2 separate regions of the Homo sapiens genome follow, and region 1 is linked to region 2. A link is an interaction called in ENCODE POLR2A ChIA-PET data of the cell type or tissue named here. Cell type or tissue: PC-9. All regions are shown on one strand. Each heading gives the region's core, and the rest is flanking DNA. Links, peaks and the distances in the headings are about the cores only.

What was found. ChIA-PET counts read pairs that join two places held together with the same protein. Peaks named below come from ENCODE experiments on the same cell type or tissue, not always from the same donor. Only the 100,000 strongest peaks of a DNase experiment are listed, where the experiment ranks them.
Region 1: POLR2A ChIA-PET joins it to region 2 with 10 read pairs; 2 of 35 experiments call an interaction of 5 or more read pairs at or near these places.

What each region holds. Positions count from the first base shown.
Region 1 is chr3:59,050,086-59,064,378 of GRCh38, reverse strand. No RefSeq gene overlaps it. Among named protein-coding and RNA genes, the nearest start is that of CFAP20DC, 7.2 kb to the right of the region's middle. RefSeq lists a silencer at 5,770-6,020. In PC-9, for the core only: a CTCF peak has its summit at 11,387; a DNase peak (open chromatin) is centred at 14,238; H3K4me3 peaks cover 496 bases.
Region 2 is chr3:59,239,981-59,255,256 of GRCh38, reverse strand. The region is part of intron 4 of CFAP20DC-DT (CFAP20DC divergent transcript); the gene reads right to left. Among named protein-coding and RNA genes, the nearest start is that of CFAP20DC-DT, 160 kb to the right of the region's middle. In PC-9, for the core only: no CTCF peak of the experiment used is centred there; a DNase peak (open chromatin) is centred at 7,606; H3K27ac peaks cover 959 bases.

The DNA.
Region 1 (14,293 bases), core at 6,294-14,293, 190 kb after region 2:
TTTCATTGCCTGTAACAACCTGGCTAACCAGAGATCCTGAGTCTGTCCATGTGACAACTTTACTGCCAGCACAATCAGCACTGGACGTGGCTCACTAAACAAAACTACAACCAAGGACTCATTTCACTCCCCTCCTACCTCCACCCGAGCAGGTGCTAGTATCCACAGCCGAGAGACCTGGAGACCTGAAGACAGATCACATCACAGGACTCTTTGCAGACACTCCCCAGTACCAGCCTGGAGACTGGAAGCTCTGCTGGGTGGCTAGATCCAGAAGGGAAATAACAATCACTGCAGTTCGGCTCCCAGGAAGCCCCATCCCTAGAGATGGAGAGACTACCACATGAAAGGAGCACTCCGTGGACAAAAGAATCTGAACAGCCCCTGAGCCCCAGATCTTTCCTCTGACATAGTCTACCTAAATGGGAAAGAACCAGAAAAACCGTTTTGGTAATATGACAAAGCAAGGTTCTTTAATACCCCCAAAAGATCACACTAGCTCACCAGCAATGATGCAAACCAAGATGAAATCTCTTGAATTGGTAGAAAAAGAATTCAGAAGGCCAATTATTAAGCTACTCAAGGAAGGACCAGAGAAAGGTGAATACCAACTTAAAGAAATAAAACAAAAAAATACAAGATATGGACAAAAAAATCTCCAGATAAAGAGACAGCGTAAATAAAAACCACAACCTCTGGAATTGAAGGTCACACTTAGAGAAATGCAAAATACACTGGAAAGTCTCAACAACAGAACCAAACAAGTAGAAGAAAGAACTTCAGAACACAAAGACAAGGCTTTTGAATTTACCCAATCCAGCAAATAAAAAAAAAATGTTCATTTTTTAAAATTCTAAGTCTCCAAGAAGTTTGAAATGATGTTAAACAACCAAACCTAAGAATTGCCATTCCCAAGGAAGAAGATAAATCTAAAAGTATGGCAAACATATTTAAGGGAATAATTAAGGAAAACTTCCCTGCCCTTGCTAAAGATCTAGACATCCAAATACAAGAAGTTCAAAGAACATCTGGAAAATTCATTAGAAAAAGATCATTGCATAGGCACATAGTCTTCAGGTTATCTAAAGTCAAGATGAAGGAAAGAATCTTAAGAGCTGTGAGGCAAAAGGATCAGGTAACCTATAAAGAAAAACCTATCAGATTAATAGCAGATTTCTCAGGAGAAACCCTACAAGCTAGAAGGGACTGAGGTCCTATCTCTAGCCTCCTGAAACAAAACAATTATCAGCCAAGAATTTTGTATCCAGCAAAACTACGCTTCATAAATGAAGGAAAGATACAGTCTTTTTCAGACAAATAAATGCTGACAGAATTCACCACTACCAAGCCAGCACTACAAGAACTGCTAAAAGGAGCTCTAAATCTTGAAACAAATCCTCAAAATACACCAAAATATAACCTCCTTAAAGCATAAATCTCAGGGGACCTATAAAACAATAACAACAAAATTGAAAAACAAAAACAAGGTATTCAGGGCAACAACTAGCATGATGAATAGAATAGTACCTTCATCCTGAATGTAAATGGCCTAAATGCTCCACTTAAAAGATGCAGAATGGCAGAATGAATACAAATCCACAATCAAGTATCCGCTGTCTTCAAGAGACTCACCTAACACATAATGACTGACATAAACTTAAGGTAAAGGGGTGGAAAAAGACATTCCATGCAAACGTACACTAAAAGCAAGCAGGAGTAGCTATTCTTCTATCAGACAAAACAGACTTTAAATCAACAACAGTTTAAAAAGACAATAAGGAACATTATACAATGATAAAAGGATTACTCTAACAGAAAAATATCACAGTTGTAAATCAATATATACCTAATACTGGAGCTCCCAAATTTATAGAAAAATTAATACTAGACCTAAGAAATGAGATAGATGGCAACACAATAATAGTGGGGGACTTCAATGCTCCACTGACAGCACTAGACAGATCATCCAGACAGAATGTCAACAAAGAAACAATAGACTTAAACTATATCCTAGAAAAATGGACTTAACAGATATTTAAAGAATAAATGCAGAATACACATTTTATTCAGCAGCACAAGGAACATTCTCCAAGATAGACCATATAATAGGCCACAAAACAAGTCTCAATAAATTTAAGAAAATCAAAATTATATCAAGTACTCCCTCAAACCACAGTGGAATAAAACTGGAAATCAACTCCAAAAGAAGCTTTCAAAACCATGCAAATACATGAAAATTAACCTGCTACTGAATGATTGTTGGATCGACAATGAAATCAATATGAAAATTTAAAAATTCTTTGAACTGAATGATAATAGTGACACAACCTATTAAAACCTCTGGGATACAGCAAAAGCAGTGCTAAGAGGAAAGTTCATGGCATTAAATGACTAACTCAAAAAGTCTGAAAGAGCACAAATAGACAATCTAAGGTCACATCTCAAGAAACTAAAGAAGCAAGAACAACCAAACCCACACCCAGAAGAAGAAAAGGAATAACAAAGATCAGAGCAGAACTAAATGAAATGAAAACAAACAAACAAAAAACCCCACAAAAGATAAATGAAACAAAAAACTCATTCTTTGAAAAAATAACCAAAATTGAAAGACTATTAGTAAGATTAACCAAGAAAAGAAAAGAGAAGATCCAAATAAGCTTGATTAGAAATGAAACAGGAGATATTACAACTGATACTTCAGAAATACAAAAGATCATTCAAGGCTACTATGAACACCTTTATGCAAAGAAACTAGAAAACCTAGAGGAGATGGGTAAATTCCTAGAAATATACAACCTCCTAGATTAAACCAGAAAGAAATAGAAACTATGAACAGATGAGATTGAAGCGAGACTGAAATGGTAATAAAAACACTGCCAACCAAAAAAATTCCAGAACCAGACCAATTCACAGCTGAAGTCAGCTGAGTTCTCTCAAACATTCAGAGAATAACTGGTACCAATCCTATTGACACTATTCCAAAAGATAGAGAAAGTGGGAATCCTCCCTAAATCATTTTGTGAAATCAGTATCACCCTAATAACAAAATCAGGACAGGACATAACAACAACAACAACAACAACTACAGACCAATGTCTTTGATGAACACAGATGCAAAAACCTTCAACAAAATACTTGCTAACCAAATCCAACAGCATATCAAAAAGATAATCCACCATTATCAACTGAGTTTCATACCAGGGATGCAGGGATGGTTTAACATACGCAAGTCAATAAATGTGATACGCCACATAAACAGAAGTAAAAACAAAAACCACATGATCATCTCAATAGATGCAGAAAAAGCATTTGACAAAATCCACCATTGCTTTACAATAAAACCCTCAGCAAAATCAGCATAGAAGGGACATACCTTAAGGTAATAAAAGCCATCTATGAGAAACACACAGCCAACATCATACTGAATGGGGAAAAGATGAAAGCATTCCCCCTGAGAACTAGAACAAGACAAGGATGGCCACTTGTACCACTTCTATTCAACATAGTACTAAAAGTCCTAGCCAGAGTAATCAGACAAGAGAAAGAAATAAAGGGCAACCAAATTGGTAAAGAGGTAGTCAAACTGTCACTGTTTGCTGATGATATAATCATATACCTAGAAAACCCTAAAGACTCATCCAAAAAGCTTCAGAACTGATAAGTGAATTCACTACAATTTCAGGATACAAAATCAATGTATGCAAATCAGTAGCTCTGCTATACACCAACAACAACCACGCTGAGAATAAAATCAAGAATTCAACCCCTTTCACAATAGCTGCCAAAAAAAAAAAAAAACTTAAGAATATACTTAACCAAGTAGGTAAAATATTTCGACAAGAAAAAAACACTGCTGAAAGAAATCATAGATGACACAAACAAATGGAAACAAATTCCATGCTTGTGGATGGGAAGAATCAATATTGTGAAAATGATGATACTGCCAAAAGCAATCTACAGATTCAATGCATTTCCCTTCAAAATACCACCATCATTCTTCACAGAACTAGAAAAAAATCCTAAAATTCATATGGAAACAAAAAAGAACCTGCATAGCCAAATCAAGACTAAGCAAAAAGAACAAATCTGGAGGCATCACATTACCCAACTTCAACCAATACTTGAAGTCTACAATCAACAAAACAGCATGGAACTTGTATAAAAATAGGACATAGAACAATGGAACAGAATAGAGAACCCAGAAATAAAGCCAAATGCTTACATTCAACTGATCTTTGACAAAGCAAGCAAAAACATAAAGTGGGGAAAGGACATCCGATTCAACAAATGGTGCTGGGATAATTGGCAAGCCACATGTTGAAGAATGAAATTGGATCCTCATCTCTCACCTTATACAAAAATCAACTCAAGATGGATCAAAGACTTAAATCTAAGACTTTAAACCATAAAAATTCTAGAAGATAACATCAGAAAAACCCTTCTAGACATTGGTTTGGGCAAAGACTTTATGACCAAGAGCCCAAAAGCAAATGCAACAAAAACAAAGATCAACAGATGGAACTTAATTAAACTAAAAAGCTTCTGCACAGCAAAAGAAATAATCAGCAGAGTAAACAGACAACCCACAGAATGGGAGACTATATTTGCAAACTATGCATCTGACAAAAGACTACTATCCAGCATCTACAAGGAATTGAAACAAATCAGCAAGAAAAACAATCCCATTAAAAAATGGACAAATGGTATGAATAGACATTTTTCAAAAGAAGATATACAAATGGCTAACAAGCATATGAAAAAATGTTCAGCATCACTAATTATCAGGGAAATGCAAATCAAAACTACAATGCAATACCACCTTACTCCTGTAAGAATGGCCATAAGGAAAAAATCAAAAAATAATAAACATTGGCATGGATGTGATGAAAAGGAAACACTTTTACACTGCTAGTGGGAATATAAACTAGTACAAGCGCTGTGGAAACAGTGTGGAGATTCCTTAAAGAACTAAAAGTAGATCTACCATTTGATCCAGCAATCCCAGTACCAGGTATGTACCCAAAGGAAAAAAATCCTTATATGAAAAAGACACTTGCACATGCATGTTTATAGCAGCAAAATTCACAACTGCAAACACATGGAACCAGCCCAAATGCCCATCAATCAATAAGTGGATGAACAAAATGTTATATATATAGACACACACACACACACACATACCATGGAATACTACTTAGGCATAAAAAGGAATGAAATAATGGCATTTGCAGCAACCTGGATGGAATTGGAGACCATTATCCTAAGGGCAGTTACTCAGGAATGGAAAACTAAACATCGTATGTTCTCCCTCATAAGTGGAAGCTAAGATATGAGGATACAAAGGCATAAGAATGATACAATGGACTTTGGGGACTTGTAGGAAAGGGTGTGAAGGGGATGAGGGATAAAAGACTACACATTGGGTATAGTGTATGCTGCTTAGGTGATGGGCATACCAAAATCTCAGAAATCACCACTAAAGAACTTATCCATGTAACCAAACACCACCTGTTTCCCAAAAACCTATTGAAATAAGAAATAATAATAATGGTTATTATTCATATGTGTTCTGAAAAGGTGTTCTGAATGTGTTTGTATGCATTAGGCACACACTATCAGCACACATGCAGAAGTCTGTGTGAATGGCAAGAAAATATCCTTTCCATTAACTTATCAGAAACACAAAAAATATCAGACATCAGAAGACCTTGCAAGATGAACATCCTGGATTCCCTTCTACTGCCTTTTTCCCACTTCGCATTTATCTTGTCTTCCCTCTTCTTTGTAGCTTTTTCTATCCCTCTGAACTCCCTCCTGGGTTCCAGTTCCATCCTAGAAGCATAGCTGAAGGAGAATTCTAAGTTTCACCTGTCTCTCTATCCTAGTGGTCATGGTAGGTCCTTACCCTGGGCCCTGGGGTAAGAGGTGGGTGAGGTGGGGTTGAGAAGTCCTTCGGGTTCTTCACACTGGAACTTCTATGAGATGAATAGACTTTTCTCTACATATTATTGACTGTGTTCCATAGCTTAACGGCATTTAATATGCTAAACAAAATATCTGCCTCCTGTGGGGTGAGAAAGGGGAAAAGAGAGAAGGAAATCCCATTCTTCTGCACATATTCTTGGTGGTGAAATATAAGCTAGTACTAGGGCACTTGAGTGGAGGTGGAACTCAGATGCTTTTGGACAGTTGAGTTAGACAACTTCCCTCTCTATGTGGTCTAATTTGAACTAAGATTAGATATTTTAGGGGACTGGTGTGAATTTCTTCATACACATAACCTATTTGCATCTGGTGGTTTTATTGAGGGCCAAGAGCCTCCCAGGAGAAAAATATTTAAACTCTGTTGACATATGTATGCCTACCTGACAGAGCTATGCCTAACTGACAGAAAATTGGGGAAATCAGATTTTAGGAGGGGCTTCAGAAAAGAATTCACCATTAGGAAAGAATATACAATGAGTTAGATGAGTAACAGGACCTGAAATGATAAGGAAATATTGGTATGGGTAGGGCAAATAGTCAAACTTGTCCCAACCCAACCAACCTCATGGAATAGGCCTGTGAGTGTGTGTGTGTGTATGTATGTATGTATGTGTGAATTTTTTAAATTACAGAACTTTGGGACCCAGTCAGCTTCGCTGTGGGGACTTCCCCACCCCAAACACCTTATCTTACCTGGAAAAGACATCTTTCTCTTGGTAAATGAAAGAAGATACACATCGAAAAATCAGTATGGACAATGATGGTGGTAGGCAGTGTAAGTGGTACTCAGGGCGACAGTGTAGATCACTTTATTTAAATAGTTCCAATTGGGGTCTGGGCTTCAGAGTTAGGTCTGGACTAGCTGCATCATTTGAGTGCAATAGCTTTATTGCTAACCACTGAATACTGGGGCTCAAATAATTTTGCAGAAAAGACTTTTCTTCTTCCTGGCAACTGAGTGAAATTCACAATAACCATTCAGTTTGCTTCCTAAGAATAAAAACACAAAATTCTAGATTTACTGGTGTTAATGCCCCCCAGCCAAAGAACATCAGGGATATATCAGTAGTTGAAGAAGCTGGGTTCATTACTCATTGCAACAAGGAAGAAAATACACCATTGGGGAACCTTGGGTATGCTAGTAAGAGGATGTTAGAACTTACTATAGGATTTGGGCTTATGTTAGCTGATTTAGGGGAGGGTTTAGGGAAGTAGAGCTTTGCTCTGGATTGGATCCTGTCAGGAACCAAGAGTATTTCAATGATTGGGAATATTAATAAATCTTATATATAAGACAGGAAGAATGAAGTAAGGCTTAGCTATAATTGGTAAAGAAGCAGCAGTCACTCATATTAACCACGATAGGGAAATGTTTAGTCATCTTTTTGATTTGGACCATATTCATGTTTTTATCTTGATTCATCATGGTCACAGAGTGGTTTTGTATGATGTTGATATTCTGTGAAACTGTTGGTGTTCAGTAACAATAGCAACAACAAAACACCAAAACCTAGCTGTGAGTGTCAGGCCAGCTTCCAGATGTCTTTGCTTCACTGGTGACATTAGCGAAAGCAGTTACATTCTAATTTCAACAACTTCAAACATGGCAGGTATTCTTTGGCAATAGTGGTAACAATGGCAACTAAGTGGAATCCCTCATAAAAATGTTTGGTCTGAGAAAAAAATGCAGTTAAGTAATCACTTCTGAAGTGATTCCTGGCTACTTAGTATCCTCTTAAAGATCCTGGAAATACACAGGCATCCAATAACATTGGATTTCCTGTTACTAAGCAGGTAAGAGCTTAAAAAATCCAGGCTTGAATATTAAGAGTTAATGAGGCTGGGCGCGGTGGCTCATGCCTGTAATCCCAGCACTTTGGGAGGCTGAGGTGGGCAGATCACGAGGTCAGGAGATCGAGACCATCCTGGCTAACACGGTGAAAACCCGTCGCTACTAAATATACAAAAAATTAGCCAGGCGTAGTGGCGGGCGTCTGTATTCCCAGCTACTCGGGAGGCTGAGGCAGGAGAATGGCGTGAACCCAGGGGGTGGAGCTTGCAGTGAGCCGAGATCGCTGCACTGCACTCCAGCCTGGGCGACAGAGCCACACTCCGTCTCAAAAAAAAAAAAAAAAAAGGAGTTAATGTAAATCCTGGGATAATGAAAAGGGCCTATGATATTTGAATTACACATATGTACATCAAATCATTTAAAGAATGTTAGCGAACCTTTCTTTCATATTAAATTATTCATGTATAGTTAGAGTTTTTAAAAAATATGTCTGGTGTCTGTTATTTGTAAAAAAAAAAAAAAAATCATTATAGTAGATATCTCCTTTTGGCTGCCCAATATCCATCTTCCTCCTTCCCTAGAAGAGGACCCAGAGTTTCCTTTGGGAAACAATCCTTCCCCATTCCTAGTTACATGTTTGGGTGGTACCCCATTCCCAGCCAATCAATATATCTCATCTCCTTGTTTGCCGGGACTGGTTTAAGAATAAGCACTTAATCTAGCCTTAAGCTTATTTATCTGACCAAAGTGTTTATTTCAGAGATAGGCATATCCCCTGAACTGATCCAAATGAAGGTAAACTTCAGGACTTTAGCCCCAAATGCTCTATTTAGCGATATCAGAATGTAAAATTGAGAATGCTATAGCCATTTTGTAAACCTAAAGAGAGCCAGCCTAACGACTGAGGCAACCTAGAGGAAGCAGTGTGGAGAAAGGAAACCTGATGATGTTTCTGACCTCTAGATGCAGCTGGATCTACTCTAGGTTGTTAAGAAATCAATGCCAAGTCCAATGTCATTAAGTTTTCCCCTTATGTTTTCTTATAAGAGTTTTATAATTTTAGGTCTTATGTCTTTGATTCATTTTGAGTTAATTCATGTATATACATTTAAAAAGTAAAGCAAGAGTCCAATTTCATTCTTTCTCATGTAAACATCTAGTTTTCTACAGCCCTTTTATCACAAATCAACACTAACTGGCTTTAGGTTAGAGAAAGTTATCCAAGAAAAACTTGCTACTTAGATCTAACTTGTCTGTTAAAAACCTTGATCATTTATGTCATTGTAAAACAAATTAATACTAAATATCCACTCAATAAATGTATTCCTTTCAAAGATGCATTTGGCAAACGGTCGTTTTTCTAAACCTAAGTGCTTGCTATGTAAAGCTACTTTATTTAGGAAAGTATTCATACCTAATTATCAAACTACTGGGATAGTTTTTTTGTTTTGTCTTGTTTTCCTGAGAAAGCTTTCAAGTGGTTTTGGAAATTTTAAAATGATGCATGACTTTTGAAGTACTTGGTCATCTATAGGTACAGGCAAGAAATAGTCCCCATAGGATCTCATGGACCTGAGAAGGGGGAAAAACCCATTTGAGGAGAAAATCTAAAAACAGTAAAGCCCTCAAAAACTTTCACCATTCCATACTTTCTGGAAAAAAGAAGACACTACTATTTTCAAATCACCTGTCAAATGAATAACTTTGGTATCATTAATTTTTCTTGCTTAAAACTATAAAATAGGCCCAGTTTCAAAACTTTCCTATCAACTCAACATTATCATTCATAAAGCTATTCCATAATGTATAAAAAATTAACCCTTCAAGTATTAAACATTTCTAGATTACTGTGTAGCAAATTCTCATGAAACAGATATCTTATTTCTTCCCATTAGCCAAATAATTAGATTATGTACTGTAATCAAAATATAAACTACAACAATATTGTGGTAAATACAGTACATTCTTAGTTCAAAAGATATTATTTCTCGTCAAATTGATAATCATACTCATCTAAGTGGAATGGCTATATTGGCATACGAAGACTGCCACTCTTTAAAAACTGTTTCTAGTCTATTCCATTTTAAATACTATCCAATATCCTTTAATATTAATATACCAACAAATTATTTTTTTCAATCACTTTCTTTGTAGAACAAAGACAAGCACTTTACAGCTTGTAAAGTGACTAATCTTAAAGTTATCAAATTAAGTTAAGCAATTTAACGCAATTACTAAATGTACCAACTTCTTAAAAAATTGTAGCAATTAAAGAAATTGTTTCACTGTCTTTTATAGGGAACATAAATAACTTGGTTTATCTTTTATAATGAACATAAATAACTTGGTTTAAGCCAAGTTGTTTGGGCAGGCTGGCTTTTTTCTTTTTTTTTCTTTTTTTCAGAATTCTGCTAGATATCCTTGAAGTCATAGTCAAATCCAAGTTTTTGTTCATAGCTTGCATTCAATCAAATTGAAGAGTACTTGCTATTGTAAAGTTGGATTTCCACCTTTCTCTGATTTTGAATTCATACTGTTAAAGTACTGCACATTCTTATTTTTGTTTTATTGCTACCATTGTCATTGTTAATGGTGGCTCTCACCATAGGCAAAATACCATTGATAAACTTGGGCAGCTTTCAGATTTGCCCATTTCCTGGACAAGCAGTATATCATACTTGCTAATGAAAATCCAACTCTGAGTCTCCTGAACTTGTTAGAAATTAGGACGGTCAGATGACAATGTTTGGCTTTGGACTATTACTTTCTCTTTAGGAAGTGAGGACACTGAAATAAATGGACACTGTTTCCTTCTAGTCTTAAGTTGAATAAACAGGTGATCAAAACCAAAAACACCTGAGTAATAAGACTTACTGATTCACTGTAATTATTCATTTTCAATTCTGTAGCTCATTTTTTCATTGACAAATTGAGGTTATTAATTCACCCTTTTAGTTGTAGATAAATGATAAACATATTAACTCATGTAATCATAAGAGGAAGAAAAAAATAAAGTAGGGCAAAGTTGTGGATTTCACTTCAACTATGGTGTCAAAAGACCCTTTTCAGAGACCCAAGTAGATTGTTAGAAGCCTTAAGATGTCCCCTAGATTCTTCCCAGATTTTCATTATACCTTTTGCCATCCTTATTATTAACAGCTGCCCAAAGAAGATATTCACATCAACCCCCGGAGCATGTAAATGTTTCCTTATTTGGAAAAATTGGTCTTTGGAGATGTGATTAAATTATCTTGAAATAAAGAGATTGCCTTGGATTATCAAAGTTGGCCCTAAATACTATTACAACCTCTTTATAAGAGACACACAGGGAAAACACACACAGAAGAGAAGACAATGTGACCACGGAGGTGAGACAGAGACTGGAGAAATGGAGCCACAATTCAAGGGGTGCCAACAGCTGCCAAAAGCTGATGAGGCAAAGAATGGATTCTCCTCTAAAGCCACTAGAGGAGTGTGGCCCTACTGACACTTTGATTTTGGACTTCTGGCCTCCAAATGAAGCCACAATTCAAGGGGTGCCAACAGCTACCAGAAGCTGGATGAGGCAAAGAATGGATCCTCCTCTAAAGCCACTAGGGGGAGTGTGGCCCTACTGATACTTTGATTTTGGACTTCTGGCCTCCAGAACTATGAGAGAATAAATTTCTGTTGTTTTAAGCTACTCCTTTTGAGGTAATGTTACAGCAGCCACAGGAAACTAATATACCCGCCCAATGTTACTCCCTGTGATTGAATTCATGATATTTATCACAAGTTGTAATTATTTGCTATTTTATTTATCATCTGTCTCACTCCCCTGTGTAAGCTCCATGAAGGTAGGGCCATTCACTGCACACCCAGTCTCTTAGCATAGTATTTGAAGTATCTTATGTTCCTAGAAACTGTTAAAAAGAATTAGTGGATAAATGTCCCCCACAGATAAGTCTTGTAAGACAGAGACCATGTCTATTGATCACAATTGTCAAAGCCTCCAGCACAGAGCCTTACAAGAAACTGCTGTTGAACTAAGTTTGCCAGTCTAGAAATCAGGAATTTTGGATTCTAGACACTATACTGCAATGTATAGCTGTGCCATGGCCCCCACCTCTATTTCCTTTCCATCTATTATTTGGCTTAGAATGTTCAAGAAGGTTTGTTCCTTATCTGCTCTTCTTATCCTTGATAAGGAGCAGGTCCAAATATCATTTATTTTCGCGTCCCTTACATAATCCATAATAGTTGGCATATGATACGACAATAAATGTTTGAGGTTTTTGGGTGAAGTGGAATGATTCCAGGCTTTAGACTCAAACATAAATGAAACTCAATATTGCATCCTTGAGTAAATTCCTAATCGACTCTGAATCTCAATCTTCTCAAATGAAAGGAGACTAACCCTTACCTCACAGAATCGTGAACCTGTGAGCCACTCTGCCTATAGCAGGAATTTTATGAGTGGTACCTGATTAGCATTAACCTATGCCATTGACCTAACTCAACCATGAGTGCAGCATCAGATAAGAGTTCCTAACTGGTGCTGTGTCCGGAATCGGTGGGTTCTTGGTCTCACTGACTTCACGAATGAAGCCGCGGACCCTCGCGGTGAGTGTTACAGCTCTTAAGGTGGCGCGTCTGGAGTTTGTTCCTTCTGATGTTCGGATGTGTTCGGAGTTTCTTCCTTCTGGTGGGTTCGTGGTCTCACCGGCTCAGGAGTGAAACTGCAGACCTTCGCGGTGAGTGTTACAGCTCTTAAGGCAGCACGTCTGGAGTTGTTTGTTCCTCCTGGTGGGCTCGTGGTCTCGCTGGCTTCAGGAGAGAAGCTGCAGATCTTCGCGGTGAGTGTTACAGCTCATAAAAGCAGTGTGGACCCAAAGAGTGAGCAGTAGCAAGATTTATTGCAAAGAGTGAAAGAACAAAGCTTCCACAGTGTGGAAGTGGACCCCCAGCTAGTTGCCAATGCTGGCTCGGGCAGCCTGCTTTTATTCTCTTATCTGGCCCCACCCACATCCTGCTGATTGGTAGAGCCCAGTGGCCTGTTTTGTCAGGGCGCTGATTGGTGCGTTTACAATCCCTGAGCTAGACACGAAGGTTCTCCACGTCCCCATCAGATTAGCTGGATACAGAGTTTGGACACACAGGTTCTCCAAGGCCCCACCAGAGCAGCTAGACACAGAGTGTCAATTGGTGTACTCACAAACCTTGAGCTAAACACAGGGTGCTGATTGGTTATTTACAATCCCTGAGCTAGACGTAAAGACTCTCCACCTCCCCACCAGACTCAGGAGCCCAGCTGGCTTCACCTAGTGGATCCCGCACTGGGGCCGCAGGTGGAGCTGCCTGCCAGTCCCGCACCGTGCGCTCACACTACTCAGCCGTTGGGTGGTCGATGGGACTGGGCGCCGTGGAGCAGGGGGCGGCGCTCATCGGGGAGGCTCGGGCTGCACAGGAACACACGGAGTGGGTGGGAGGCTCAGGCATGGCGGGCTGCAGGTTCTGAGCCCTGCCCCGCGGGAAGGCAGCTAAGGCCTGGCGAGAAATCGAGCACAGTGCCGGTGGGCCAGCACGCTGGGGGACCCAGTAGACCCTCTGCAGCCACTGGCCCGGGTGCTAAGTCCCTCATTGCCCGGGGCCAGCAGGGCTGGCCGGCTGCTCCGAGTGCGGGGCCTGCCAAGTCCACGCCCACCCGGAACTCCAGCTGGCCTGCAAGCGCGGCACGTAGCCCGGGTTCCCGCTCGCGCCTCTCCCTCCACACCTCCCTGCAAGCTGAGGGAGTGGGCTCCAGCCTTGGCCAACCCAGAAAGGGGCTCCCACAGTGCAGTGGGGGGCTGAAGGGCTCCTCAAATGCCGCCAAAGTGGGAGCCCAGGCAGGGGAGGTGCCGAGAGCAAGCGAGGGCTCTGAGGACTGCCAGCATGCTGTCACCTCTCAGTGCCATATGACTTTGGCCAAGCCATTTAACCTTTCTGAGCCACAGTTCCTTAGCCAAAAATTGGCAATAGTACCTTCCATGTAAGAAGTGGCTCTGATCTAGAAACTAAATAAAGTAACTTAATAGTTACACTTAAGCCAGTGCTAGTCTCAATAAGTTATTATTTTCTACAAAAAAATCTTGGCTTCCTAGGGTCTTCTGAAACAATGAAAGGGTCCAGCAGACCCTCTTACTGCCTCAACGAACCCAAATTTGGGAACCTTCTAAGCAAAGGCCGCGTGAGGGTTCCATGAGTCCATGACTGTATCCCTCAGGAACCTACCAGTTATCTGTTTACCACGAGGAGAGACCAAACCGATGTGACAGTACTCTAGAAGAGTCCAGTACCTGGTATAGCCCTAATCCACGCTGAGTTTAGCCTTTTTAGTCGGCAGAGGTCATGACCTAAGTAAGGAGCGTGCTGCTCACCGTTTGGACCGCCCACCATTTCTCCAGGAGTCCCGCGGTTGCCTGGGCAACGCTACGTCACCGCGTATCCTCCCGTGCCCGTCGGCGAGAAGCCTAGAGAGCGCAACGCGCAGGCGCCCAG
Region 2 (15,276 bases), core at 3,930-11,929:
AATAAGAGGTAGGAAAATGAAAGCATCTGGATACATACGGAGAGATGGGAATCAGCCAATATTTACCAGGTGCATAGTGTTAAGTGAAAGAGTGTTTCAAGATGGAAGAGGTGGATCTATGAAGAGGCTGTTTGGCCACGCAGCAGATAGGGAGCAGCAAGGTCCCTCAGGAAACCACAGGATATAGACATCGATGGAAGGATTGGCTGTGAGAAGAAGCAGGCTGCCTCCCAGGAAAGCACTAGCAAGGAGAGGCAAGAGAAAGCAGGAGAGGCCAGAGGAAGCAATGGGCAGATCATGGCATAGACTTAGCCTTTTACAGGAAGAGACAAGGACTTCAGCTGGAAATCAAGTCTGGGGAGAGGAAAGGGATGGCAGGTTACCAAGAAAGGAAGCGTGAAGCATATGCTTTTCATGTTTTGTTCTGCAGAAGAAGACAGGAATCAACCCACCCAACGGAACTTGGAAGGTGAAGGCCTATTCTCGTCCATGCCAGAGACAAATAAGAACTTTTAGAAGTCATGTGTTGGAAGCACCAGTTGCTACAAAAGAGCCGAGTTCCCCTGGAAGGTCACTCTCGGCCATCTGTTAGTGGCAGGGCTGAGCATTAGTAACGTGGACAGCAACCCAGCTGCCTGAGGAGGCCCGGCCAGTGCTTCTCCACTGCCAGGATGTGTTAGCCGGGTAACCTCATTCTAATCAAATGATGGATGGCCAAGCTGTGAAGGAGAACTGCAGTGCCTCAGACCTGGAAGTCCTGGCCATCTGAACCTCACTTGGCACTGAGTGGGGCTGCACCATGCTCCTAGGTGGCATCAGGAAACATTAGGAAAGGAGGGCAGGCATTCCACACACAATGTGCAACTTGGCAGCCTTAAAAAGGAGGGTTTGGGTGAAGAAGAATTACAACAGACAGCCCCGGAGTTTTTTCCTAACCTACTTTTAATTGATGATTCCATTATATCCTTTCTAAAGGCATTTTTAAACTTAATAAATGACTGCTTACTATAGAGCACAATACAATCCCTTACAAGTTAAGCTGTTCTCGTGAATCACTTGTAATTACTGGGCATTTTCGAGCCCAAGGGATGTATAACTATATTATTGTATCCCTGTGATTTTTATGAAGTCAAGGCAAGGAAACAAATCATGGTGGCTGAATTAATCTCTTCACCAGAGCTCTTAATAATCAGCAGAAAACTTTAAAATAACATAAACCAAAAACCTATCACTATTAAATCATCAGGTATTTTACTAACTGCTACTTGGTTTGTTTACTCCCAAAAGGGAAAGGGTAAATAGAAGAAGGGGAAGGAGAAGAGGAAGGAAGGAAGGGGCTTAGGGAAAGAGAGAGGGAATGAGTGGACAGAGGGAGACAGAAAGGGTAGAAGAATAAGGGAAAAGGAAAGAAGGAAGGAAGGAAGGAGGGAAGGGAGGGAGGGGGATGGGGAGGGAAGGGGAAGGGAAAGGGGAGGGGAGGGAGGATATTCTATTCATTTCCAATTGCTACCGTAATAAATTACTACAAACTTAGTGGCTTAAAACAAAATGTATTCTTTTACAGTTTTGGAAGTAAGCAGCTTAAAATTTATTCCCTTACAGTTTTGGGGGTAAGAAACGTAAAATCAAGGTGCTGGGAGGGTTGCACTCCTTCTGGAAGTCTCAGGGGAGAATCTGTTTCCTTGTCTTTTGCAGCTTCTAGCAGCCACCTGCATTCCTTGGCTCCTGGCTCTTTCCTCCATCTTCAAAGCACATCACTCCAACCTCTGCTTCCTTCTTCTCATCTCCTTCTTCTACCTTTGGTTTTATTTCCCTCTTCTAAGAACCCTTCTGATTACACGGGGCCACTCAGATAATCTGCCCATTTCAAGATTAGCTGAATTACATCTGCAAAGTCCCTTTTGCCATATAAGGTGACATATGCACAGGTTCCAGGCCTTAGCATCTGAACATCTTTAAGGGCCATTATTCAGCCTCCCACAGACATTTAAAAAGGAAAAGAAGAGGGATTTCCAACTGAATGTGAAACATACACCATAGTAGAACCTCTAAGCCATTTTGATATCGAATGAACTTCAAGTTGTGCTGCAGGAATGGTCTTTTTTTTTTTTTTTTTTTTTTTTTTTGAGACGGAGTCTCACTCTGTCACCCAGGCTGGAGTGCAGTGGCACAATCTCGGCTCACGGCAACTTACACCCCCTGGGTTCAAGCAGTTCTCCTGCCTCAGTCTCCTGAGTAGCTGGGATTACAGGTACCTGCCACCACGCCTGGCTAATTTTTGTATTTTTAGTAGAGTTGGGGGTTTCACCATCTTGGCCAGGCTGGTCTTGAACTCTTGACCTCGTGATCCACCCACCTTGGCCTCCCAAAGTGCTAGGATTACAGGTGTGAGCCACCATGCCCAGCCCAGGAATGGCTTTTAAAAATTGTCCACTCCAAAAAAAAGCAGACTATGCCTTGGTGCCACTTTTATAATGTTTTCAAAACACATTCACACCTATTATCTGATTTTCTCCTCCAAAGATATCTTGTTAGAAAAAAAAGGCAACTTATCCCAAATTGTAGATAAGACTGAAGGAGACAGCCTGCTGACGTGAGCACAACCCTGCCCCCCATTCCCCTGATGAGTCACCAGCAGTTGAATAGGACCAGCCCACCTCTGGACAGTTGTCCACTTCTCTTCCCATTTCAGGACAACCTGTCAGACCTACTTCCATTATAGCATTGTGTAAGAAAAAACAAGGAATCAAAGGCTCTTAGGTCTTTTACATCATTTGAAAGAGAGATCATATAGTTCACCCTGGTTCACCCTTCTTCACCAATGTGCCCTTCTGGCCAAGCATTCTTGTCACCTGAGCATTGTCACCCTGCAAAGATATTTCCAGGGACTTAGAGCTCTGTGCTCTACAAGTTAACCCACACATAGGCATTACTCTCCAGGATCTATTTCCAAAAATGGACCCAATGAATCCTGGGGCCTGCACAAAGGTGGTGCCTTACAAAGAAGTGAGAGCCAGGCTGGATGGCACATAGATGTGGCTCAGGCCCCAAGGTCATCTTGCAGGACACGCCTCACAAAAGGACCATTGGCAATGCACTGGACAGAGAGTCTGAAGCCCAGAATCCGTTCCTTTGTATTCTCGTGCTAGTGACTCATTGATTGGTGCAGGTTAAACCACCCTCCCTTCATAAGGAGCTGGTCCAAGGCCAGGCTTGACAAGAAGCTTTTGCATGGTGGTTAAGAGGATGAAGCATAGAGCCAGCCTAGCTACTACTTACTTAATGCTGAGGAAATTCCTTAATCTCCCTGAGTTTCCTCAGCTGTAAAAGTGGGAAAGTAAACCTCACCACTATCACAGGATCCTTAAGAGGATTGAAGAGATGGTGTGTGTGCAGAGTGCTCAAAACAGAGTCTGCAATGGGAGCTCTTACTCAGAGACCTGGGCTCTCATTCTATGCCTGACTATCGAGCTTTTCCTCCTCCACCCACATAAATTTTAACTGGGGGTATCCTCCCTCAGCAAAGTCCCTTTGCTCCAGATGAAACCTCTCCACACACACACACACACACACACACACACGTGTGCACACACCATAACTGCTGTGCCTACCAATGCTGTCAGGATGCTACTAGTTCATTAAGCATTTTACTGTGCTGGGTGCAACAGGGCACACAAACTCTGCTTTCTCAGAATTCCAAGTTTAGGCAAAAATAGCCCATGGGCAAATAACTGTAGTGCAAGATAAAGTGTTACAAGTGTTCTGAACAGGTTTGTGTAAATAACGTGCAGTGGGTTCTCACAGGCCAGTGAGAACGGTATTGTCTGGGAGTGAAAAAGAGAGCATCATAAAACACAGCATGCGTTGGGCTTGACCCTAAAGCAAGGCTCGAAGATACACAGTTGACGGAAAGAACATTGCAAGCACGGTAGAGGCTCACAGGGAATGAACATTATGTTGCTATATTTACTGGAGCTCAATCCAGTCTTCCACTCTGCTAACCCAGAAACCAGATTTATTATATTCTGGAGCCTGAGAATCAAATAGACTCAGGGTAGACTCTAACTAACCACACTCAGGAGCCTGATGTATAACACCAGATGGTCAATATATTGTTTCCTATGAGCAGTAACTTGGATTAGAGTAAATTAGTACGGCCATCATGTTTTCCCTGAAGGCAAATTATAATTAAAAAGAAGATACTTGGACATGAAAGCAGATCAAGGAGAGTTATGTAACACGATTGTTTTCTGACATTAAACTGAGGTAGTCTGATATGCCTTTGTTTCCTCTGATAAGAACAGAGGCCTTAGAGAGATGGACCAAAATGTCCTCTCTCCTTCTTTTCTTTGTGGTTGACTAACACACCTCCTTCTCATCAATGTCATCTCTGTATTTTTTCCTGAGGTCAGTTATTTTAATCACCTCCTACTGATTTTGCTGATCTGGAAAACAGCCAATTTTTTGAAATGGTTTTGCATATCTCTGTTCAGACTCATAACTCTCATATGGAATTAGAAAAAAGTTCAGTATGATTTAGGGAGATAGGGATGAAAACTCTGATGAGGCCAGACCCCAGGGAGGAGTTGGACCTCACAAAGAGGGTTGTAAAAGGGGAGACCACATGGTATCCTAGTAACCCACTGATGGGCCATTCTGCTGCCTCTCCTACTGAACCACTGCTTTTCCACATGCAAGGGATGGCCCAGGCAAGGCCTGTGCCATTCCCAGATATGGGCTGACAAGAGGAGGGGTTTTTTCAGCATTTTGAGTGCTCCTAAATCAGAGGAGCATTTTCTGACCCATAAGGCTGTGTATTGCATCCTGGTTCACTCTATACAAAAGTTGGAAGAGCTATACTCTTGGGAAAGAAAGGAGGATAAGTGAATGTAGGTATATGCATGGGAGAGGGAATAACAATAAAAATGGCAAAATGTTCCCAGTCCCTTGTGTTACCTCTCAGACTTGCCTTCTTCAACCTCCTAAACACAGTTCAGACACAGCACCCTCTGGCAGCCTTCCTGTTCCCTCAGAGTTGACCCCTCCTTCCTCTGTGCCAGCAGTCAGCAAACATTTTCTGGTAAGGACCAGATAGTATGTGTTTCAGAATTTGTGGGCCATATGGTCTCTGTTGCAACAACAATCAATTCTGCTCTAACACTTGTTTAGAAATGTGCATTTGTTCCAATACGATTAATATATTAGGGAACAATATGGGCGTGACATGAATTTCACGTTTGCTTATGTGCAATTTCCTCTGTGAGAAACACTAAGTAAAAGCAAAAAAACTGAACACATCTGTAACAAGACACGTAAGAAATTATACAATGCACACACACACACCCCCATCAAACATCTGCCATCCACCCTCATTTCAGCATGAGTGTATAAGCCACACCATGCACATCCACTGCTACAACTTTCCCTGGGATTCCAGATAACCCCCTCTGACCGCTCCACAATAGCTCATGAGCTGCAGCGCTTCTCACTCCCACTTCTACAGGCTAATGCCAGGGCTTTTTCAAGGCAAGTGGCCATATTTGTGGTAGTATTGTTATATGTTTCTTAACCATTTTACATGTGTAGAAATATGTTGTCATCTTTTTCAGGTTATCCATTTTTTTATGTGTCACTGGCCAAGTTCTTGAGTGCTGTGCCCAGTGCCATTTCCCCCATAGGCCTTGTGTTTTTTATTACACAATCGTGTATAGTGTGGTGATTTTCAGAAACGCATGTGCATCCTTAGAGCAGAACCGACTGCACTCACCGTAAGGGTAAAAGTGGCCATAGACAATAGGTAAATGAATGAGCAGGCTATGTTCCAATAAAACTTCATTTACCAAAACAGACAGCAGATCAGACTGAACCCATGACCTTACATTGTTGACCTTACTTTCTTTGTGTTATCTCTCTACCCTGCACATGATTCAGTTGCTGCACTCAGCACCAGATAGTGATTTATTTATTTAAATGTCCCTCTCCCCAACCAGGCCATGAGCTCCATGTGAGCTGAGATTCTTTTATTCATCCCTCTCCCCAGCATCCAGCATTGTGCCTGGAACACAATGGGCTCTCAGTGAAGTTTGCTGAGTAATTTAATGAGGAAGTGCCCTCCTCACCCAGCAGATATGCCAACCCCACAAAACAAGAATTGTCCTCTTGCATTTCCCATTCCAGCATTACACTTTAACATTCAGATTCAGATGTAAGTAATATTTAATGAACCCTGTCTACTCAGCACATTGGAGTAACAACATGATTTTCTGTAATTTCATGTTATCCATCAAGAGAAACCCAAAAGATATATATTATTATTTTCATTTCATGGGTGAGGGAATTAAATCTCTGAGTCTTTAAATAATTGCCCTAAGTCACACAGCTAGCTACAGTGTACTTCAGAAATGTTCTGTGTAATAGTCCATTATCACGCTGTGATAAAGACATACCTGAGACTGGGTAATTTATAAAGTAAAAGAGGTTTATTGGATTCACAGTTCCACGTGGCTGGGGAGGCCTCACAATTATGGTGGAAGGTGAAAGGCACATCTTACATGGCAGCAGGCAAGAGAGAATGAGAAGCAAGCAAAAGGGATTTCCCCTTATAAAACCATTAGATCTCATGAGACTTATTCACTACCACAAAAACAGTGTGGGTGCAACCGCCTCCATGATTCAATTATCTCCCACTGGGTCCCTCCCACGACAGGTGAGAATTACAGGATCCACAATTCCAGATGAGATTTGGGTGGGAACACAGACAAACCATATCATCACTATGGGTCCTGGAGGGAGAACATATAACCCTGTCTGAGGGTACCCTCTCCTTGACTTCCTTTCCTCTCTCTCCACAGCAAATGTGTCATGGTGCTGACTTTCTATAAGATAGGTTTGCCTAACAAAAAGGAATGCCAAAGGAGGAAATTTTCCTACAGAAATAGTTTCTTAAAATCTCTTCCTTCAAAGCTGTTGAGGATATTATAGTAACCTAAACAAGGAAGCTTTTGAAACAAAATAGATGAGGTTCCTGTTACCTACAAAAAATAAAGGTTAATATTGTCTAAAATAATCATTAATTTTCAGAAGGCTCTAGAAGTTCTTTGGTTCTTATGCAATGGCTTGGTTTTATAGGATCACACTGGTTTTTACTCAGCCTTAAGCATTCCTACATTTTGTATACTGTTTACAGAATGCGAAAGGGTTTCAGTTTCACCTGATTTTCTTCAACACACAATAGCAAGAAAGTATTTATTTGGCTCATTCTTTATTTATGTAAGAAATTTAAGGGACTATGAACAGCATCTTGCCTGAAGTGGCAAAATTACCATCTGGAGTCTGCAAATGTGAGTCAAAGGAATCTCCGAGAAAAGCAGAATGCTTAAAACCCACCTGGCCCCATTACTGCTACAGAACCTTGTTCAAAGGCCCATGATCCAGCCAGCTCCTAAAGGTATGAAGTCTTGGCAAGACGGCCCAAGGCATTTCCTTGTAGGCCACCCTGGCCCTGCCTGGTTCTTAGCAGAGCATATCACCAATAGCCCGAGGGAGGAGAAGGTTTTCTGCTCCTTGGTATGCTTCCACCGTGGCTGAATGCCTGCAGTGCAGTGTGTACACAATCCACCTTATGAGACAGATGGAAATTGAGTTATAGCAAATAAATCATATGGCACTGCTTTTAGTGATGTCTTTCTATAGGGACTCTTCCTGTTGACTAAGTGTGGCCTTGTAGCTCCTTGATTAGCCACACAGATGTTTGGTTGATATTTGACTCCTGTGAGACATTTCTTACTTAAAGACTTGTGGTTTCTCAACATACAGAGTTCTGCCCCTTAGTGTGAGGAGTTTTGTGAGTGGGTTATTATAATTACATTCATGCTGCAGATACACACCCATGCCAACACACACATAAACACACAGTTATGAACCAAATCACCCACACCCCCAAAGTTGCCATACCTCACCCTATCCAAATATTTCATGGAAATGTTGGAGCTTGTGAAAGCAGATGATGAATTGCACTTTGTAGTTCAAGTATCTCTTTTACTATTCTCTGAATAGATATCCTACCAAAAAGCCAAAAGATGCCTACTGAAGAGGTAACCATTTTTGGAATCAGAGAGATAAGGGTTGGAATTCCAGCTTTACTAATTAGTGGCCGTGTATCCGTGGGCAAATTAGATCCTCTAAGTCTCAAATCCAAATCTATAAGGTTAGAATATTAATGCTGCCTACCTCATGAAGTTTTTGTGAGGAAAGTCCCTAGTAGCACAGTTCATTGAGTATTGTGTGTGTGTGTGTGTGTGTGTGCATGCATGCATGAGTGCACACACACGCATATCTTGTTTTATGGGGTGGGGTGGAGTATTAATAAATACTATTTCCCTTCCCAGGTGACTTGCAGTTTTAAGGGCTGGCCACATTCTGGGTAGTTTCTGGTCAGAATATACAGAGCTCAGGAAACTGCATTGTTGGGTAACCAGATCTATTTAATGAGAACAAAGATAACACAGTCAGGTTTATCTAAGTAGTGAATAGTATTTGAATCATGTTACACCAAATTTAGAAAAACCAAGAAAAAGAGACTAACATTGAGCACCCATAGTGTGCCAGAGACTTAAATTGCTTTATTTAGTCCTCAAACCAAATGAGGAGACTGAGGCTCAAAGAGATGAAGTATTTTAGCTCAGAATACCCAGCTTGTGCTGCCAACTCCAACACCGGCAAGTGGGTCTGAAAGACTGGGCTTAGTTTTGCCTGGGTGCCTCTCACCTCCTCAAAGCCAATTATTTAAAATGTGGGCAGTTACACAATAATGACGCACATGAATAGAGACAAACAACATAGGACTAGAATCCCGGGAAGGCCTGTCTGAGGCAGCAGAGACAAGGAATAACAAATCAAGCATCAGCACTGGTGAAAAAATACACACAGACTTGATGAAGAGGCACTACTAGAGTCCGAAGAAGTCAATTCATGACTGAACATTGCTGATGTGCGTACAACAGACAATTCCATCACTTTTCTGAGATGCGAGCATGAGAAGTAGCCACACAGTTGGAGACCTGGAGACGTGCCAATTCCTTTGCAGATGAGGCAGAAAAGATAAATGGAACAGTCAAAACTTTGTGCTTCAAAACTTTAAACAAAGAGCGGAGATTCACTGATTGGGGTCAATTCTTAGGATGAACCAAAAAAGAGTCAACCTTGATTAACATCCTTTTGCATCATCAAAAGGAGATAGGTCAAGATAAGGTAATTGTAAGGTAAACTGCTGACCACACACAGCTGTTAAAGGAGTCATGCGCCAGCCAAAAGTGGGCAGATTTATTTCCTCAGGGGGCCTAGAAGCTCTGCCATCCCATAATTCTTCATAAAAAGCTAAATTCCTCTGCAATGACTTTTAAACTCCCATGATTTTTTTTCTAACGACATGACAGGACAGCAAAACAAAGACATAATTCTTTTCTATCTTATGAGCTAAACTGCTCCTTCTCTTGATTAGTGGCTAATTGCATATTATTTCCTCTCTGCCGAGGGAAACTGCAATGGAGAACCCCTAAGCTGCATGGTAGAATCACCCAGGGAGCTTTTAAAAAAATGATTCCTGGCCCTGCCCCAGACCTAAGGACTCAGAATATCTGAGAGAGATGAGTCCAGGAATTTGTATTTTTAAAAATCTCCCCAGGTAATTCAAATATGCAGGAGGGTACAGAACACTGGATAATGCCAAGCACCTCGACTTCGTGATAAGAAACAGGTCTGTGGCTGGGATTCAAATTCTGGCTTCACCACTGATTAACTCTATGACAACAGACAAAACACTGCCCTTTCTAAGAACTTCCTCTCCAATGTCCAATAAAATAAAGATATTCCGGCTGCAAGGTCAAATGACAGAGCATACTGAAGACTTTTATAAAAATAGTTAAGTATTACCATAATGTCAATCATATGTAATAGTTAAATTGAGTATGTTTTACAGATAAAGATAACCTACCTTTCCTAGGAAACTGTACAGCAGCTTTTATTCCGGTAATTTTTTTTTATTTTATTCTGAGACTTTGAGTAAGGCCATCTTAGGCTAGCTGACTTGGATGAATAAATAAAAATAATTGGGATCTCTTTAAACTTTTAGTGGCAAGCAAATTAAAAAGTGTATTTCTCTAGATGACGAAAAGGATAGTCCCTGAAGCTAATGAAGCTCTGATTTATGCTCAGGTTCATGCTACTAAGGAGCTTATCCTCCTACAGAGAAAAACATTTCCCCTCAGGACACAGCAAGTTCCTATGCTAGTAACTGAGGCACGCAGTTCTTGTTGCATGCTAAAAGTGAGAACACTTAGTTATTCCTAAACAGTCACTTATTGGTCACTAGGTAGGAAATGAAAACAGATGTTTTCTCTAAATTGCCTCTGATCAATTGATTTGAGAGGTGCTAAAGATTAAGTCATAGGCAGGAGCTTCCATAAAATTAGCAAAATAAAATAAGCTATATTCCTATATTATCAACCAAAATCTCCTAAGGGAAAAAAGTTTGCAGTTTCAGCCCAGGATGCACGTCCTATTAGGCGAAGTATTGAAATGCAGTACTCAACAAAACTGGATGGTGGTTTGGAAAAGGAAAGGAAACCAGAGGCGCAACATTTGGGTAGCTATGGGAAGTTTATAAAGCAAGGAATCCAAAGGCCCAGAGACAATGCCACAAGTTTGTACGTGCCAGCAGAGCTCCAGGCCTGCCAGCTTTCCAGTTGCAGTGTTAGTCCACAGAATGAAAGAGAGAGTGCATCAGAAAGGGATGTGCGTTCAAGTGGTCATCTTTGTTATAAAAATTTTGCACACCATCAAAAGGGGCATTAGAGAATTAAATGAATTATTGTGCATCTCTAAAATAGAATATCGAGAAGTCATTATGCAAAATGTTATAGAATAATATTTTTGATATGGGAAATTGTTGACAATTTATTAGGTTTTAAAAAGCAAGCTATGTTTATATGATGCCATTTTATTAAAAGTGAATTGGATATATAATATAAAGAATACTAGAGTCATTCATTTATTTATTCATAACCACAAATTCTTACTGGGTCCATTTCATAATTCTGGACGTGGGACATAACAGTAGAAAAATAAGTTCCCTGCTTCACGGAGCTTAGATTCTAGAGACAGGCTATAGAAAATAAACAAATGAGCATGTAAACATGAAGTATGTTACACAGTGATACGTGCCATGGAGAAAAACAGAGCAGGACAGGGAGAAGCACTCCAGGAACTCCCAGCACAGAAGGCAAGACTCACTGCTAACAGAACAGAAGAAAGTAAGGTGGGGAGCCATACTGATGATTAGAGAAAAGCTTTGGCAGAGAGAACAGCAAACAGTAAAGGCTTTGGTGGGCAGGAGAGTGCTTGGTATATTCAAGAGAGAGCAAAGGGGCCAGAGTGGCCAGAACAGAGTAAATGAGGGAAAGTGGCAGTGAGGTCAAAGTGAGGTAGCAAATGGCCAGATCACACCAGTTCATGGAAATCATTATTTAATCACAGGGCTTTCTTGGAAGGCTGTGGGCAGTTTGTTGAACAAATGTGGATGTGACCTGTTTTAAGATTGAGTCACTCTGGCTACTATGTTGGGAATATGCTGGAAAGGGGTAAGGACTTGTCTTCGTCCTTTCAAGCAGCTATAACAAAATATCATAGACTGGTGGCTTATAAACAACATAATTCATTTCTCATTGTCTAGAGGCTGGGAAGTCCAAGATCAAGACACCAGCAGATTTGGTGTCTGGTGAGGGCCTGGATCCTTATAGACGGCCATTTTCTCACTGACCTCACAAGGCAGAAGGAGTGAGGGATCTCTCTGGGGTCTCTTTTATAGGGAAACTAATCCCATTCATGGGACTTCATCACCATGACCTAATTAACTGGCAAAGGCCCCGCCTCCTAATACCATCACCTTGGGAGTGAAGGTTTCAATACGGGAATTTTTGGGGAATGTAAACGTTGAGACAATAGCAGGGATGGAAGCAAAAGAGCAGTTAGGAGGTTACTGCAATCATCTCAGTCAACAGTGGGATGCCTTGGACCTGGATGGTAGTAGAACATGGGATGAGAAGGGTCAGATTCTGGGCGTATTTTGCAGGTGGAGCTGATGTGGTTTGGTGAAGAATGTGGAATGTGAGGGAGAGGAGTCCAGGGTGACCCCAAGGTGTGGGTGTCCTAATAAGGCTCCTAAAAAGGCAAGTAGGAAGAGCACTGAAAACTGTCATTGGATGTGAGGACCCAGATGGCATGGTGGAGAAGAAGCCCTGACTGAAGAGGACTGAAGGGAGGATGGGGGCAGAGGGACAGCAGAGAGTGAGTGTAGACGGCTCTTCTGGGGATTTTCACCAGGAAGAGGTAGGAAATGGAGTGGTGTGAGATGTGGGCTCTAGCAACTGAAACAAAACCTTAACAGGGATTGGTTTCAGCTGGTGGGAGTTTGAGTAAATATCTCCCTTCCCCAGGCCCCCCACCCTTTTGTGGAAAATACTAAATCCTGAAAAATATGATTTCTTGACTTAAAGGGGCTATCTGTACAATATACCAAAGATAGGGGGTTAGGAAATTAGAACAGAAGTAAAAACAGAAAAAGAGGAGAAAAAGGAGGGGAAACCATAACCCTCCTATGAAGCATATCATGCTAACATGTACGTACATTAAAAATCCACACTGTAAAATAACACTGATATTGTTTGGCTGTGTCCGCACCCAAATCTCATCTTCACTTGTAGTTCCCATAACCCCACATGTTGTGGGAGGGACCAGGTGGAGATAATTGAATTACTGGGGCAGTTTTCCCCATCCTGTTCTTGTGATAGTGAGTTCTCATGAGATCTGATGGTTTTAAAAGGGGCTTTTCCCCATTTTGCTCAGCACTTCTCCTTGCTGCCTCCATGTGAAGAAGGACATGTTTGCTTCCCCTTCTGCCATGATTGTAAGTTTCCTGAGGCCTCTCCAGCCCTGTGGAACTGTGAGTCAGTTAAACCTCTTTTCTTTATAAATTACCCAGTTTCAGGCATGTCTTTATTAGCATTGTGAGAACAGACTAATACAAATACTATAGCTATGGGTGCCAAAGCTTAAAAGAATAAACTAGAAGGATTTGCATCAAATCCACAACCATGGCTACTTTTGGATTGTGGGAAAAGAGTTTTGGCCTGGGCATGGAGAAATAAGAAATGATTTTATTTTCATTTTTTGCTCAAAAATCAAAGATCTGAAGCAAATATAAAAACTAAATGTAAAAATAATCAGGCCTGCATAGTGACTAAAATTTTTTAAATATTATTTACCATGTTTTAAAAAATCTCTCTGAACTTGCACCAAAAAATCAAACATATTCTTCCCACACCACATCCTCATCCCATCCCATCTCTTTATAATCTTTTCTTGGTTTCCAATAGAATATACTTATAATAAAATCATATGATGGCATCAAAGTAATTCATTAAATTAAAATCAACAAAATCAACTTTTTAGCATTATTCTCTCACTCATCCATTCGTTCACTAAATATTAATCATGTTCTCACTTATATGCAAACAAGGTCTTTCAGCTGTAGCTATATTGTAATGATCAGGATAAACAACTTCAGAAAACGAATGTCATATGCCCTTCAGAAACTTGGAGTTGAGAACATAAAAGAAATGAAAGTGAGTGAATTTATCAATAGAAGGTAAATTCAGGAAATTCTGCACAACATATAGGATTTTGATGAGATTAGGACTTTTGATAAATCTTCCACACGTAATTATAGTATATATTAGCTTGACAAATTGAAATTCAAGGAAAAAATTGTATATGCCTTGCTGATTTTTAAAACATTTCTCTCCTCTATTATAAAAGTCATTGTTTTGATTCAGAAAGAGAACATAAAATTATTTCTAGTGTGAACGACAGTAGCAGCTTTTATGGCTAGTCAAAGGAAGAGGAAAGAAATATTAGTGGAAATGTACACTTGCTAAACTTGTCCTTTTTTTTTTTTTTTTTTTTTTACAAAACAAAAGAATAAATATATAAGCTAATGAATTTCAGCAGAACTAGAATGGGGGTGTGCATGCATGTTTCCCTGCCCAGAATTTCTGACACCTGCACCAATCCCACTGAAAACTAGCATTTCCTCAGAAGAGAGCAGACAAGGTTGTGACTAATGTTTGCAGAACAAGAAGCTCAATAAACAGGATGACTTGAGTTCAGAGAAGTCCTGCAATCATTTCCTACCACACTTCACTGACAGGATAAAACTGAATAAATAATAGATTGGTGAGGGTTAGACTGCAGAAGGAACTACAGCAAGATCAGGAGCCCATGCCTTCTCCAGACTGTGTATACATTCGCATTTTATCCATTCCAGAGTGACTATGGAACCCAATAGTCAAACTCTTTACCATAATTTAAATCAGCTTTTTCATATGTTTATAACCTCTTATTCACTCATTCCCTTACCCATTCCCTTTTTTTTTTTTTTTTTAAGATGGAATCTTGCTCTGTCGCCCAGGCTGGAATGCAGTGGTGTAATCTCAGCTTCCCACAACCTCTGCCTCCTGGGTTCCAGCAATTCCCCTGCCTCAGCCTCCCAAGTAGTTGGGATTAGAGGCTTGTGCCCCCATGCCCAGCTAATTTTTGTATTTTTAGTAGAGATGAGGTTTTGCCCTATTGGCCAGGCTGGTCTCAGGTGATCTACCCACCTCGGCCTCCCAAAGTTCTGGGATTACAGGAGTGAGCCAAACCCATTACTCTTTCTTTCTCTCTTGCTCTCTCCTTTCCAATTTTTTTCCCATCAAGTATATCGTAACAGACTATTGAAAGAGCAGAATTCTAAACTGCCTCTTTAAGGAGCTTTGGTATAACTCACATAGATTTTTAAAAATTAAAACCTAAGTGACATAAGATTAACCTGAAAGAATATTCTCAATAAAAAATATTTCCTACACTTCTTGTTATTTCTACTATTAAAGTCAGAGATAAGTCAGTTTCTCTAATAAATTCTCTGCAAGAATTATAATTGCATTTTTTATTTAAAAATAATCTTTCTTTAAAAAAAGCATATTCTGTAATCACCCAGATGACCATTTTCTAGTTAAGTCCTGCTATGTGAATTCAGAGTCAGTATCTGCATTGGGACCAAGTAGTAACATTTTCACTGTCTTAAACAAATGAGAAAAGATGTGAAATTAGCAAGATTTCAAGGCAAGTAAAAGCCAAATTATGTCAGAGCATCCTATCTGTACAAAAATTTTATCACTATTT